2 separate regions of the Homo sapiens genome follow, and region 1 is linked to region 2. Evidence: chromatin loops called from intact Hi-C (ENCODE). Cell type or tissue: adrenal gland. All regions are shown on one strand.

Region 1 (2,500 bases), 130 kb after region 2:
ATTCATAGCTGAGAGCTTGGGGATGGTACAGTTACAATTTAAAGTAATTGTCTAAATTCTGTATTTGGGTATTAATGTTTAAATGGTAATCTGACAACAGTTTATAAAGTGATGTTCTGAATACCATAAAAAAAAGAAAGAGCTCAGTTTCAGGTCCTCCTGGAAAGAGTTAGGCTGGCCCCTCCCCATCCTTTGTAATAATATCCATCGTAGTAATAAGAGTTATTTATTCGGGGTTTGACAGATATGAATTCAAATCGTAGCTCCGACACTTACCAGCTGGGCAAACCCAGGCTAATTACTCTGAGTCATTCTCCTCACCTGAAAAATGGGCTGGTATAAGGATTAAATGTGTAAATGTATACAAAGCATTTCGCAGAGTGGCTTGGTGCGTAACAAGTGGTCCGTCAGTGTCGAGAACTCTTATTACTACTATGGATGTTATTACAAAGGGTGGAGAGGGGCAGGCCTAACTCTTTCCAGGAGGACCTGAAACCAGCCTCTTTCTCGTCACTCTTACTTTAAGCCTAGACAGTGATGAGGCCCAGAAACCTGCCTCTCCCTTGGGACTGAACACGGGCACAGCTCTGTGCCTCATAAAAGGTTCCTACCCCACACCTGGGGTGGGCCCTGGTACAGTCTAGCTTAGTTCCTCCAAAGACAAGGAAAAGAAGACCAAGGAGCACCGTGACACTGAACTGGGTGCCACCTGGGCCTATCCCTTCCCTACCCCCACCCACACAATGACCAAATCTAATCTGGTTCTGGGATGTCCTTTTATCTTGTGTGCCAACTCTATATTAGTTGCTAATGGCTGTCTGGAGCACTGTACTTAGAAGGAATCTGGGAAGGAAAGCAAGCAGTGGTTGACTAGTGATGTCTGATGTGGGTGCAGGGCAGGAGAGAGGAAGGAGACATGCTGGCTATTCGCCATCCACAAATCGAAAAATCCTAAGGCCTTGCCTCATTCAAATAAACCATGCGTGGTAGGGAGGGTAGCCAGAAGCTAAGAGAGGGAAAGGGACTTGGCGAAGGTCACACAGCTTGAAATGGCAGGGCTGGGATTCAAACCCAGGCCCCTCTGGGTTTCTCAGGATGCTTCCTTCTAGGCTTGTCATTTCCTATGAGGGGGTGAACAGGCTAAGAAACACTGTCTGGGAGAACAGACGCTGGTGCCCCACCAGGTGTGTCTATGTTCTGTCTCCTCCCCCTGGGGCCTCCCACCCCCATGTCATTTGCAAACACTCACTGAAAAACAAATGTGTACCACAAGGTGCCCTGAGAGCTCTTCTCCAAACATGCAAATTTGAATCCAGATGCCAATCTGATTGGGCAACCCTGGATTTGAGTCTCACCTGCACTTTCCAAACTTTGAGAACATTACTCAATCTCTCTGAGCTTCCGTTTCCTTGTTTGCAAAATGGAAAGAATTATGAGCTCAATACAATAAGGTCATTCAAAGTGATTAGCTCAGTTTCTGACACAGAGTAAGCCCTTAAATGTTCATTACAGACTGTCCCCAACTTACACTTAAGATTTTTTTCTTTACGATGATGCAAAAGCTACAGTGTTCAGTGGAAACCACACCTCGAGTACCCAACCAGCCATTCTGTTTTTCACATTCAATACAGTATAGCCAAGAAATTGACATGAGATAGTCAACACTTTATTATGAAATAGGCCTCGTGTTAGATGATTTGCCCAACTATAGGCTAATGTAACTGTTCTGAACACATTTAGGGTAAGTCAGGCTAAGCTACCATGTTTGACAGGTTAGGTGTTATAACCATTTTCTACTTATGATATTTTTCAACTTACAATTCCAGGACAAAAACCTTTGGTAAATCAAGGAGCATCTGTATAAGGATTAGGTCATGGGGAAAAGCAAAAAAACAGCATTTTCACACACAAAAAAATCACTTAGGTGATTAAGGGCTTGGACAAGCTGTTGAGAGGAAACCTGCTTATCTCTGATATCTTGATAGGCTAACAGACCTAGAATATGAATTTCTATATTGGATGGTTTTAAGATAAATAGGGAACTGACTCTTCTAGGAAGATGGGTTATGTCATTTGCATTACGGAGAAAGCAGTAGCCTTGAATGGATGGATGGGTCACCGCAGGGAACAAACATGTCTACTTCTCACTTCCCAGCTGGGGGAGTTTGTGTTTCCGTTTCCTCATCTGTAATGTGGGGATAATAGCACCTGCCACCCAGCGCTGCTGTAGGACCAAATAGTAATTACAGGCAAGGCACTGAGCACCATGCCTAGTACGTGCATGTTGGGCTTATAGTCTATGGACTTTTAGTTAGTAGTGGCATGGCAGGGACCAGCGGAATGAGGCAGAGAAAGAAGAGGAGCTATAGAAGGGCTCAGAAGGAGTGGAGGAGGGGAAATGGGCCTCAGATGAGACATTTTCTCACCAGAATGGCGGCAGACGGGTCAGTTAGTAACTCCTGTATGCTGAGAGACAGGTAAGTCAAGGTGGAGACAGGTG
Region 2 (2,500 bases):
GGAGGGCAGTGTGCTCTGGGGTCAGGGCTAGTAACCCGGTGTCTGCTGACACAGCTCCACTTGGGTGGGGGAAACAGCTTACTCTGAGGAAGAGCGCTGGACTGTGAGCTCTGGGCGAGCTGGGTGCAGAAGAGCGACTTGGAGTGTTTAGTGAGCGAATGAGTACCTGCTGCAGAACTCAGAGCCCAGTTCCCTCTAAAGGTTGGGACCTGGACTGCATGACTTTTCAAGAGGGGAGTGGAGGGGGGCGTCTCCACTCCTCCCCTTTGCTCTTCCTCCTCACCAGGGCAAAGGGGAAGGGGACTCCTGGGAGAAGGGGAGACAGGTGGGCAAGGAGGGGCTATTGGAGGCTCTGTTCATTCACTCATTCGTTCGCGGGAAGGGTAGAACGCTGTCCCCCTGCGGAACTCTTGTACCCGGCATTTATTAAGCATCTGCTGTACGCCAGGGCCTGGGCCGAGCGCTTTACGTGCGTGAACTCATTTCGTCATCCCCAGGTCCTAGGAGGCCGGCGGGAGGAATCCCACTTTACAGATGAGAAAGTCGAGGGACAGGGAGGGGCGGGACATGCCCGCCGTGCAGACCCAGGCTTCTGGGAGGGAGCTCCCAGCTCGTGATGATGGGGACGGATCCGCCGAGGAGCGCGGCGGCTCGAGGGGGCGGGAGGAGGGCGTCCCTCCAACAGAGGGTCTGCGGCCTGGACGGGGGGCGGCGGCCGGGAAGGGGGTGGGGGAGGGGCTGCCCCGGGCCCCGGGCCCCGCAATCCCCGCCCGGCTGGGCCCGGCTCGGAAAGTCCCGCGAAGCCCCCGCCCGGCCGGCCCAGGGCGGCGCGAACAAGCGGCCCTTTCTGCGCCGGCGGCCCCCGGCAGCTGGACCGCGGCCCGCTGGGGCGCGGACGTATCCGAGCTGGGGCGGGGGCGGGGGCGGGGCGGCCGCGTTGCCAAGGTGACCCGGGCGCGGGAAGGCGGCTCCGGCTCGCGCGGGCCGGGCCGGGCGGCGGCGGCGGCACCATGAGCGGCCGGAAGCGCAGCTTCACCTTCGGGGCCTACGGCGGGTAGGGCGTGGCGCGGCGCGGGGCGGGGCGCGTGCGCGCGTGTGCGTGTGCACGCGTGGGGGGGAGCCCGTGCGGGGTGTGCTCGCGTTTGGGCGGGTGGGCCTGGGCTATGACTGCTGTGGGGGCTGAGCGTTTGACCTCAGTGCGCGCATGGCTGTCGTGCTGTGGCGCCTGTGTGTGTGTGTTTCTGTTTCTGTGTCTGTGTGTGTTCCCATTGCGTGTCCATGTGCATGTGTGGGGAGGTGAGTGCAGGGTGGACATTGCTGTGTTTGTGTCTAAGCACATGATAGTGGCGCTTATGCATGTGACTGGGGCTGCGGGGCTACTCCGCCTGTGTGTGCGCGCGTGTGTGTGCATGCGTGTGTGCGCAACTGCTCACATGTATAGGTATGTGGGAGTAGGGGCAGGCAGGTCAGGGGGAGGTTCTGCTGGACCTCCCACTTTGCCTCTGCAGCTGTTGGGCCCCTCAGTGACGCTCTGGATAAAGGGACTCTAGAAGCCCTTAGCAGGTCCTGCCCACCCTGGGCACCAGGCTGCCCTCCTTCCTGCATCCTGGCTCTCAGGAACCTCCTCCTCCCTGGGCCACTGGCTGCCTGGGCTTGGAGGCCTGGAGGAGGTCAGAGTGGCAGCAGGTTCATCTTGGGGTCAAGGGGTGCAGAGGTGGGATGGGGATTTATGCCTGTTGCGGAGATTTGGCAAATTGGAGGGACGATGGGTTAGACAGAGTGGGCTCAGAGCCCCTGCCCAGCCAGACAAGCGGCTCCATGACCTTCACCAGGCCCTACCTCCCAGTGGTCATAGGGACCCATGGGACCCACCTTGGGGTGTGGAGCGCTGGGGCTTGTGTGTGGGCATGGTCAGTGTTCTCTGAGCTATGGGGATTGTGTCCAAGCTGCCTTCCCCTTGTGGACGCTCAACTTCTGAGGTGACCCCAGCAGAGGGTGGGGTGGGGTGGGAGGCCAGAGGCTACCCTTCCATATGGGGTCTTGCTAGCTGTCAGGTGATGAGAGGAGCCTGGGCTAGGCCCTGAGCTTCCTGGCCAGCCAACACGGGCAGCTCACAGGCTGGGTCCTGTTCTATGACCTTGGGCAAGTCCTGGCTTCTCTGACCTCACTGTCTGCAGAGTCGGCCTTCCCCATCAGCTGTCCCTGGGAGCCCCCAGCCCTGCCCTGCGGAGGACGTCCTCTTGCTGGCAGAGTTGGGCTGGGCTCCCTCCTCATCCCCTTCTTACCTCTGGGCAGGAGGCGAGTTGTTTGTTGTCCCAACAGCTGCTCAGCCCCTGCCCCCAGCGGCACCAAGGTGCCCTCAGAGGGCAGTAGGAGAATCTGGGCGGGGCGGGAGTGCTACCCACACATGCGTCCTGGGGCTGGATCTGGGTGGATTTGGGGGAGACAAAGTCTGGGGTACCCCTGAAGTCTTAGGGAGCAGGGTACGTGTGTTGGGGTG

The links. Peaks named below come from ENCODE experiments on the same cell type or tissue, not always from the same donor. Only the 100,000 strongest peaks of a DNase experiment are listed, where the experiment ranks them.
Region 1: it touches region 2 in a loop (4-fold over the local background); 80 of 110 quality-filtered maps call a loop at or near these places.

The regions. Positions count from the first base shown.
Region 1 is chr1:21,516,222-21,518,721 of GRCh38, reverse strand. All of the region lies in intron 1 of ALPL (alkaline phosphatase, biomineralization associated), which reads right to left. Among named protein-coding and RNA genes, the nearest start is that of ALPL, 8.0 kb to the right of the region's middle. In adrenal gland, no CTCF peak of the experiment used is centred here; no DNase peak of the experiment used is centred here.
Region 2 is chr1:21,650,333-21,652,832 of GRCh38, reverse strand. The region is part of intron 1 of RAP1GAP (RAP1 GTPase activating protein); the gene reads left to right. Among named protein-coding and RNA genes, the nearest start is that of RAP1GAP, 18 kb to the left of the region's middle. RefSeq lists a silencer at 902-971 and an enhancer at 961-1,711. In adrenal gland, no CTCF peak of the experiment used is centred here; a DNase peak (open chromatin) is centred at 1,030; H3K4me3 peaks cover 1,111 bases; H3K27ac peaks cover 2,359 bases.